3 separate regions of the Mus musculus genome follow, and regions 2 and 3 are each linked to region 1. The links are chromatin loops, found by intact Hi-C in ENCODE. Cell type or tissue: heart. All regions are shown on one strand. Links, peaks and the distances in the headings refer to the core of each region. The heading gives the core; the rest is flanking DNA.

What was found. Peaks named below come from ENCODE experiments on the same cell type or tissue, not always from the same donor. Only the 100,000 strongest peaks of a DNase experiment are listed, where the experiment ranks them.
Region 2: it touches region 1 in a loop (2.9-fold over the local background); 7 of 42 quality-filtered maps call a loop at or near these places.
Region 3: a loop joins it to region 1, with 2.4 times the contacts of the local background. A loop is called at or near these places in 7 of 42 quality-filtered maps.

What each region holds. Positions count from the first base shown.
Region 1 is chr1:133,734,709-133,738,114 of GRCm38, reverse strand. It overlaps Atp2b4 (ATPase, Ca++ transporting, plasma membrane 4), which reads left to right. Exons shown (of 20, transcript NM_213616.4): 5 at 1-125; 6 at 1,464-1,499; 7 at 2,906-3,067. Among named protein-coding and RNA genes, the nearest start is that of Mir6903, 9.8 kb to the right of the region's middle. In heart, for the core only: a CTCF peak has its summit at 1,682 (motif pointing left); a DNase peak (open chromatin) is centred at 1,584; H3K4me3 peaks cover 394 bases; H3K27ac peaks cover 624 bases; H3K27me3 peaks cover 248 bases.
Region 2 is chr1:134,105,492-134,108,882 of GRCm38, reverse strand. No RefSeq gene overlaps it. Among named protein-coding and RNA genes, the nearest start is that of Chit1, 4.1 kb to the left of the region's middle. In heart, for the core only: a CTCF peak has its summit at 1,916 (motif pointing right); DNase peaks (open chromatin) are centred at 822 and 2,012; H3K27ac peaks cover 62 bases; H3K27me3 peaks cover 421 bases.
Region 3 is chr1:134,109,530-134,112,920 of GRCm38, reverse strand. Chit1 (chitinase 1 (chitotriosidase)) reads right to left here and starts at 1,679. Exons shown (of 12, transcript NM_001284525.1): 1 at 1,559-1,679. It also overlaps the pseudogene Gm8618. In heart, for the core only: CTCF peaks have their summits at 1,463 and 1,665; no DNase peak of the experiment used is centred there.

The DNA.
Region 1 (3,406 bases), core at 282-2,781:
TCACGTGATGGAAGGTTCTGGACGGATGGTAGTGACTGCTGTGGGGGTCAACTCCCAGACTGGAATCATCTTCACCCTCTTAGGAGCTAGTGAGGAAGAAGATGATGATGACAAGAAGAAGAAAGGTAAGGGGCGTGCCGAATGAGATTCTCTCATCCCTGTGACTGAACTAAAGGTCGGAGAGCAGATCCAGACGGAAGAGCTGTTAGGAAAGTCTGCCGGGACAAAGCAACAGATACCCAGCCTCCTAGGCAAGATGCAAATGTCAGTTGTGAGGCTGGAGAGGTGGCTCGGTAGTTAAGAGCACATATTCTTGCAAAGGACCGGGTTCAGTTTTCAGGCCCCACATTGGCAGCTAACAACCATCTACAGCTCTCTAGTTCCAGGGAATCCTGTGCTTTCTTCTGGCCTGTGTGGACACCAGGCAAACCCATGGTACATAGACATATATGAAGGTACACACACGTGCATACACACACACTCGTCGACCTTGTGTCTCTGAGGAGCACCAATGAAAACCATCGAACCCTGACTCAAATCCCTCAGGTCAGATTGCATTTCCTCAGTCCCTGTGTCTTCGGTAGGTTGTGAGGGGTAGCCCAGCCTGAAAGAGCAGGCAAGAGCTCCAGCCAAACTGCCTCCATGACGTCCTCCTCTTCCCTTCCCTTCTTCCTCAAGGACTGAGGGGTAAAAATGAACTATCCCAGCTAAGAGGGAAGTGACTTAAAGCAAAACATGGATCCCACAGAAACTGTGGGCTCTCCGCTGAAGACAGGCACAGCTGGAAGATAGGGAGCCAAGAGACTATGTTCATCCCGCAATTACCCTAGTCTTGGTCACTCACTTCTTCCTGAGGTAGGAACATCAGGAGAAAGAGACCCAGATGTGAAAGCCAGACTCAGGCCTTTTTTTGAGCATTCCTTCTTCCTGTGGGAAGAAAAGGGTTTCTAGCACTTGGCTGAGAATCATCTGAGGTACTTAGTAGAGAGAAGCTTATGAAAGAGTAACACTCTCTCAGAACCCAACTATTCATTTTTACAGCTGCCCTCAGCTGAACACCTAGAAAGCTTGCCTAGGGCCTGTTGAATTGACCTGAAGATGCATTTTAGGGCCTCGCCACAGACAGCTATCTCCAGCCTCTCTCTCCCTAACTCCCACCCTCATTTTCTCAAGAGCTGTGACTCAAGACAGGAGCATCCTCCCTCCTAGCTGCAGGAGAAGCTCAGGCATGACCGTGTGTGCAGCTGTCTGATGCTTGGCTCCCAGGGATCCATTTGAATCGAGATAGGAAGGATGACTGAGCAGAGACGTGAGCTTCCGTTCCAAGTATCTCCCTGCCCCGCAGACCTCCTCCTTCACTGTCACCCTTCTGTGCTGGGAAAGGACAGAATTGGATATCAGATCATCTCTTTATTCTAGTTACTTTGGGTCTCCACCCCGCTTTTTCTTTCTTGTTCAAACAGGTAAAAAACAAGGAGCCCCTGAAAATCGCAACAAAGGTAACCTCTCCACCCACTCACGTTCCATCTCTACCTGCCACGCTCAAACCAGACCTCTCCAGGCCATCTGCCTCCCTGCCCTCTCCATAATCTGTTATCTGCTGCTGTGGCCCAGTGCCTCATCCTGAGGATGGTGCAGAGATCTGGGGGTGGGCTTCAGGCAGAACAGCAGCACCCTCTGCTGTTAGCTTGAGGAAGCAATGTCCACAATTCTTTGGTACCGATCCGCTCTTCTCAGCGCTGAGCTCTGCTTCACTGTCCGCGGCAGCGGCAGTTTCTGGGTTGGAAGTCACGGTGGAAGGTGTTGGCCAGGCAGTCCCTGCACCCTCCTCTGCTAGCCGCCTCATGGGTGTCTTCTGGTTTGTATTTCTTCTCTGTTCGTCTGCTCTGAGGCTTTGGAAAGAGACATTTCCCTCTGCCTCTCTGCCCACTTCTTTCTTTGTTCTCACCACAGTCTGTTTTGTTCCTCCTGATATGGTTTGTGTTTCTCTTGGTGGCTGTGTCTGCATCCCATCTCCGTCTTGTTTGTGCATCCGACAGAAGAGACCGTAACTCAGGAGGGAGTTCCTAAGCAAACAGTGACGTTGGAGGGGGACGGGGACCAGCAGGAAGTAGTCTTGACATGGCTCCTAAAGTAGTTTTTCCCCCATTACACACATCATAGTATTCTTCAGAAATAAAGTCACCATATTGGATCACCCGGGCTTAAGGAGAAAGAACTTGAATTTCAGGTCTCTTTATTCTTCTTCCAAAGGGGAAATCCTGGGTTTGATGTGCCCGTGCTCTCTGCTTTGCCTTCCTCTGTGTCTTTAGAGCAGCTTCTATTCTTCACCCCACCCCCGCCCCAAAATACTCAACTCAGGTCCTGCTCTGTACCTCCTTCTTCCCTTGTCCTTCAACTTTTATAGAAGCTGAAAAATAACTTTGGTCTTGGGAGGGGTGGGGTGAGCATCTGTCTTTCTTCCCTGATTGGGGGAAGTGGGTTTTAACAGAATAGACTAGGGCCCTTATGTTCTAGAAACATCAGCCCTTTGATCCCTTTCTACAGTAAACATTCCCTGTTTTAAGGTCTGGATTCCAGAGAGGATGCTTAGTAAGGGGATAGATGGCCTCCATGGTGTGATCAATCCCCTTGTTGCTATAAACCTGGCCTGTGGCTCTGAGGGATGCCAGGAAGTTGTGGTAAAGAGAAAATCCAGACCGAGAAGCATCTTCGACCTCATCTCCAGTTGTCAGACATGTCCCAAAGGCCCTAGTGGAGTCCTGTGTCTGGCATGGGTGAGGACCAGTCAGGGGTCTAAGGAACATTCCAGGAAGAGACAGAAGGGCATCTTGCCTTCCACCTGCCTGCCATCCACTGCTATATTCTTGCCTGCTCACTTGCTCTGTCCGTGTGTCTACCCTAGCAAAGACCCAGGATGGAGTGGCCTTGGAAATCCAGCCACTCAACAGCCAAGAGGGGCTCGACAGTGAGGACAAGGAGAAGAAAATAGCCAGGATACCCAAGAAAGAGAAGTCGGTGCTGCAAGGCAAACTCACACGCCTGGCTGTGCAGATCGGGAAGGCGGGTGAGTGGTTAAGCCTGCCTCCCATTGCAGATTTGATGTGATGTCGCCACATGTGCTGGCTGCTTCACCACATCCAGCAGGACTGGCCCTCAGGTGGCTCCTGAGCTCCAGAGAGCTGTATCTTTGGTCACTGTTGGGTTTTGAAGGGAAGAGATTTCCTCCTATGTAGAAAGGTTAATAGCCTGAGGTCTCTTTCATACAAATATTGGGGGGGGGGGCTGTCATGCTAACAGGAAGGAGACCTTAAGAACTTTCAACTGTCCTGGAATCCTTCCAAGGACAGAGTTTGCTTTAGGCAGTTCCCTCCTTAGTTGTGGAATCTTGTGGCCCAGCACAGAG
Region 2 (3,391 bases), core at 536-3,035, 370 kb before region 1:
ACCTTTGGCCAGACAATCCTTGTTCACAAGTTTAGAGTAGAGCCCAGAAATCTTTCTTAGGTCATATCTTCTTCAACATTTATTTGAAGTTGTACATTTTTCTGGTTTACTTCCAAAGGGAGCCCCTCCCCCTCTCTGATAAAATTAAGACTCTGGCAAAATATCCTGTTTATCCTTTATGGACCCTGGTTTTTGACATAGTACTCACATTCCTCCATGTCACTGTGCTGATGCATTCGGTTTCTATACAACGCTAGGCCGTAAGGACTATTTTCCTGACTGACAATATGTCGGGAAACAGAGGTTCAGAGATGGAGCTCTGGCTGCCCAAAATAACACTGATCTGCTGAAGTGGGACCCGGGTCCCAGGCAATGGCTTCAGATCCTTGTCCTGTAATCACTGGGCTGCATCTTCCCCGGGTTCCCTGGGTGTCAGGTTGATCTATTCTAGGGTGGCTCTTGACTATACGAGAGAACCAAGGAGGAAAGGTGACCAAAAGAAACCCTCTCCTAGGTGACAACAGGAGCCTTGAGGATTGCGTGTCACTCACTCCAGCAGACACACAGCCTACAAAGGTCCCTGGAGAGGTAATATGACGTCCCAACTTGGAGCCCATGCTGCAGGTAGCCAGGACTAGATAGGAGTGGGGAGAGCCAGCCCCTAACTCAGTCAAAGCACTTACTGATGATGAAGGTCCAGCGAGCAGAGACCAAACAGCCAGTCCCATGAAAAGCAGCACGTGTGCTCTGTCCCGACTGTGTGAGACACGAGCGGCCTCATGGCCCTGGGCATGCTGAGCACAGAGGGAAGGTGCCCAGGAGTCCCCTGGTAAAGACAGGCCTGGCCCACGCTCTCTGAGGAGATTCTACGTGACCTCCAGCCATGCCCTGGGTATGTGATATGCACTTCAGTGCTCCCTGGTCATCTGGGGTGCCCCCCAACCCCACTGCCCTTGGATGGAAGCTTCTTCATGGGAGAGATGTCACAACCTCTTGTCCCAGACTTAAGTACCCCCTACAGGCCCTTGGTCTGTTAGGGGCTTTTTCTGTGGATTCCTGTCTCCACCCACCTCATGAGTAGTCAGTCAGCAATGATCGATGTCTGCTCACCTCAGCTGTTCCTGGCAGAATGGGATTGGAATAGGGAAATGGTTCAGAGCTGGCCGGGATGGGGTGGAATTAAGAAGGGAGTTGGTGCAAGTGAGATGGTTTAGTAGATAAAGATGCCTAAGGTAACCTGATGACGAGTTTGATACTTGGGGCCCACATGGCAGAAAGGACTTTGGGACCCGCACGACGGAAGTAGAGAACCAAAGTTTTCTCTGACCCCTCGCCCTTCCACTGTGTTATGTTTATGTGAGCGCACACATACAAACACGTACACTGTAAATAAACTAAAATGAAAAGTGCCGGGGAGTAGGGCTATGGTTCGGTGAGTAACCTGAACTTGAAGGCATTTGCTTACCAAGCCTGAAAACTTGAGATGAATTCCCAGGGTCCATGGTGAGAAGAGAGAATTGGCTCCAAGTGTTGTCTTCTGGTCCTCACAGATATGTGCAAACAAATAAATAATAGTGGTGTTGGTGGTGGTAGTGGTGGAGGTGATGATGATGGTGATGGTGATGGTGATGATGATAACTTTTAAATGAAAAGAGGAGTGTTGGCTGATAGGGCAAGATCTGGAAGGAGGCTGACACATGAGCTGCCTGTAACTCTCTGTGAGCACTTTGAACACCAGCATCTCTTTCATACAGCAGAGAGAGGACGCCTAACTTTGGAAGGATGGGCAGAACTCACTGTTGCCTCCTAAAATAAAAAGAAAGAGATCACTGGGCGCCTACATCCTTCATCTTCTCCATAGAGTGAGACTTTTCCCAGCTTTTAATGGGCCCATCTTGGGGTATGTTCTCAAAGTGACCAGCAGGGGGAGGAAGACCTCCATTTTGGTCCCAAGCGGCACTTGATGGGGAGGGACCTGTCTGAATAGGTACGCTCCAGGCCAGGTGTGACTCAGCCCAGAAAAGGAACCTGTCGTTCCAAGAAGTCTGAACTGAGCCTGGATGTTTATTTATAAAGACAATCACTATTTCCCACTCTGACTTCCTCTGAGAGTGTTTGTGATTGGGAGTCTCTCTCTCTCTCTCTCTCTCTCTCTCTCTCTCTCTGTGTGTGTGTGTGTGTGTGTGTGTGTGTGTGTGTGTGTGTGCATGTATAACCCTGTCTGTGTGCAGGGGAGTCAGCCTAAATCCTGGACTCTGGCTGTGACCACCAGGATGATCCCAAATCTTGGAGAAGGGAACTGTGGAGTCAGGGCCAGGTCCCCTTCTGCAGAGACAGAGAACATGTGCGCAGATACCTTCTGCAGGAGAGGGATCTATGAATGATTCCCATGAGGGACATTCATCTAGGATGGGCATAATCTGAGAGGCAGGCAAGAAAGGTTGACCAGGCCCCTCTCCACTGCTTTTTTGCCCCTCCTGAACCCATCCCCTCTCCCTGGACACTGACGGAAGGGTCATCTTGAATTCCTCTTCAAAATGGGGCATGGGCAGGAACCTATAGAACAAGAGGTCATTGAACCATAACCCTGTGGAAGAAAAGCCCTGGAGGAAGTCCTGACCAGGGTCAGGTGTTGGAGAGGATCAGTCCAGTGGCCTCCAGAGGAGGTGATGTAACCCAGACCTTCACCCTTTACCCTGTGTCCAAGCAGGTGACAGGAGATGGCTACACTATTACTCCTGTCCTTCAGGGTCTGGTGGCTCACATGGTAGGCCTGATAATTCAGGGCTTTACAGTTTGCCATAATTTTGAACATAAACTGATTTTGCAAGGAAGAGCAGAAAGGTGAGCTCAGAGAAACTTGTGTAAACAACCAGTGCACTGCCCACACCTGTAGATTTAAATTCTCAGGTCGAGCCTAAACTAGTTCCTTAAGTGGCCTCTGCCCCTCCCTCTGCTGTCCCAACTTCCTGAGGAACAGCAGGTCGGGTCTTGGCTTAATAACTCTGTAGCTTGTTTTGTTTCCACCTTCAGATTACACTACCTGGCTAACATCTACAGGCTTGGCTCTCAGGCAACCACATATGCAGGAGACAGGTGTACAACAGACTGCTACTGTAATCCCGTGTGGTGAGTGTGCAAATATGTCTAAAAGGCTGGTGTAGGGAGAGTGTATAAGTGTGTGCACACAGGCTGGGTGCTGGGGATGAAACCCTGAGACTACACCCTGTCCTACATCATAGCCTGGGGTGCTGGGCATTTGTCAGCTTAGGGCATCCATTCTTCCCAGGGAGGCCCAGCAAGGCAGAGGGAAGGGCTTCCAGGAGGGTCACTTCACACATGAGAGGTGTGTGATGTGTGTGGGAGATCGGGGAAAGGTGCCTTAACTCTG
Region 3 (3,391 bases), core at 536-3,035, 370 kb before region 1:
TAGAGCTACATGCAGCTATGGGCTGCACTGTTGTGGCTGCTGTGAGCTGAACTCTGTTACTCTACATGACATGAGAGCAAGCGTGACTCTCTTAACTGTTGAGCCATCTCCAGCCCCAGGATTTTTAAAACAAACAAGTATATTGATGGTTAAAATGGAGCCTCTTTCTCTGCACCCCCCGGGTATTGGTTATGGAGTGAGTGGGAGTCAGTGCTGTTTCCTGGTTCCTTACAGCCCCACAGTGGCACAGATGGAGGGCTTGGCTGTGCTGCTTGTGGGCAGGAGGGAAGCCCCAGAGAATGACCTCTTTCTAGAGCTACTGTGTACCCATGGCTTCTTTTCCATGGTGTGGTTCCCTGCCTCAACCAGCACAGTAAAGTCCTTGATTCCTGCATGTGACACTCAATTCTAAACCCACCAGCCCCCTGAGACTCTGTGATGATAGCTGTCTGGGCATTGTCTATTAGGTGGACAAGTGAAAGCTCTGGCCACATCGGTTATGATTTATTTTAATTGTCATTTTAGGGCACAGGTCTACTAGTTTGTTTGTTTGTGTCTTAGTTGGGGTTTCCGTTGCTGTGAGGAGACACCATGACCAAGGCAACTCTTATAAAGGCAAACATTTAACTGGGGCTGGCTTACAGTTTTAGAGGTTTAATCCATTATCATCATGGTAGGAAGCATGGCAGCATGTGGGCAGACATAGTGATGGAGAAGGGCCTGAGAGTTCTACATCTTGTTCCAACTGCAGTCAAGAAAGGCATCCTCAGGTCACTTGGGGGAGAGTCTCAAAGTTCACCCCCCACAGTGACACACTTCCTCTACCTCTCCTAAGAGTGCCATTCCTTGCACCAAGCATATCCAAACCACCACATTCTACCCCCTAGCCCCATAAACTTGTTCAAACATATGAGTCTATGGAGGCCATACCCAGATTAACAGAATGCAAAATATATTTAGTCCAACTTCAAAAGTCCCCATAGTCAATAGCAGTCTCAACAAGGTTAACTATCTGTTGTTCAACTGCAAACACACAAGCAATAAGCGTAGCTTGCTGAAAATCACCACTCCCTTAATCTGTTTATCTCCTCAAACACAGGATTTACCTACATCGCACTTCCCGATGCCCATTTTGTATTTTTCCTTTCTAAGCTTGCTACACTTGATCAAAACACTCTTCATGGGAGCGAACCAGAGGACAAAGTCTATGCTGGGCTTTTCTGAGACTTCTTCTGTCAATGCAATTAATCTGATTCTCTTTCTTTGCCTTCGCCTTAGCTTCAAGCAGACTCTTCAGACAAGGGCAAAAAGCAGCCACGTTCTTCAGCATAACTTCATAAGAATGTTCTCCAAGCAACATACTAAAATTCCTCTCCTCTGAAACCCCTTGAGCAAGGTCTGCACCATTCATATCACCCTCCAAACAAAAGCATGGTCAGGCCTATCATAGCAATACCCCAGTCTCTGGTACCAACTTCTGTCTTAGTTAGGGTTTCCACTGCTATGAAGAGACAAGGCAACTCTTATAAAAGCAAGCATTTAGTTGGGGTTGGCTTACAGTTTCAGCGGTTTAATCCATCATCATCATGGTGAGAAGCATGGCACTGTCTAGGCCGACTTGGTGCTGGAGAAGGAGCCGAGAGCTCTACAACTTGTTCCAACTGCAGTCAGGAGAAACTGACATCCTCCGGCCTCTAGGGGGATCTTAAAGGCCACCACTACAGTGACTCACTTCTTCCTACAAGGTCACACCTTCTAGTAATGCCACTCCCTGGGCCAATCCACACTACCACAGTTTGGCTTTGTTTTTATGAGACAAGGGTTCTCTGTGTAACCTTGGTTATTCTCAAACTCTAGCTGAAGACCTGAACTCACAGAGATCTGCCTACCTCTGCTTCCTGAGTGCTGGGATTAAAGAAAAGCCTGTGTCACCACCACCACCCAGCTTTTTTTTTTTTTCCAATTTATTTATTTTTATTTTGTGAGCATTGGTTTTTTGGTCTGCCTGCCTGTCTGAAGATGTCAGATCCTCTGGAACTGGAGTTACAGACAATTGTGAGCTGACATGTGGGCGCTGGGAATTGAACCCAGATCCTCTGGAAGAACAAACATTGCCCGTAACCACTGAGCTAACTCTCCAGCCCCTAACTGCTGCTATTTTTTTTTTAAAGCTTGCTACAAGCCATATGTTGCTACGTCCTGAGTATGCCACCCCATCCAGCTCACGGTTACCATATCTCTTGACTACAGCAAGAGGCCAGGCAGGGTAGCTGACAGGCAGGGCAGCTGACTGACATCATCTAGGCGTGAGTAGGCACACACTATTGTTTGCTCAATAGGAGAAGCACCCAATGGCACAATGATTTCCATCCTTAAGCAGAGATGGCTGTAATGTTTCTCATGCAATAGCTGATGAAGGTACAGAGGAACACAGAGGGACTCAAACCCACATACTATGGTAGGGGAGTGTGGGCATAAGAACCCTCAGACTCAAATCCCCAACACACACACACACACACACACACACACACACACACACACACACACACAGAGCAGCTAGGTAGTTTTAGACTTGTCCTTGACTTCATAGTCATATGGCCAACCGTGTGTGTGGGGGGTGGTGAATCTCAAAGAAACAAACTAAAAAGAAGAAACTGCCCTGATACATTCATTTGCTGCTAATTGGACAAACCCAGTCACATGACCATACCTAAGTGGATGGAAGTCTGGGAAATGTAGTCCTCCAGGGTTTTGTGTGTGTGTGTGTGTGTGTGTGTGTGTGTGTGTGTGTGTGTGGTGGGGAATACTGGAAGATGTATGTATCTTACCATGAGAAGACTGTTAACTGGAGCCTCAGAAGCACAGTACGTACAGTACGTAGTGGAGTCTGGAACATACATACACAACACCCACCTCCACCCACCCACCCACCCTCACTCACCCCCAGCCCCTCTTCTTCCAAACCCAGATAGTCTGGGATGTGCGATGACTTCTCTTGAGCCACCATGACCATTCCCATCGTCATACTCTTACTTTTAACCCCACCAGACTCCCAGAATCAGCTAGAAACTTTTTTTTTTCAGAATATGAAAATTTATTCCTATGTTTCCATTGTCAAATTTTATGATCTTGGCCGTTCTTTCTTGCCTTTGTATAGAGCCAACAGAGAAACATTGGCTACTTTAACCACCTTAAAGCGGACTCCAGGAACATCACCTACAGCATGACCTTTTCGACCAAATCCAGCAACCGGAACTTCATCATTTTCCTCAATGAAGTTCAGGCAGCCATCATTGGGCACGAACGCTGTGATCTTCTTGCCGTTTTTAATGAGCTGCACCCTGACGCGCTTCCTGATGGCAGAATTTGGCTGTTTGACCTCAACCCCTAC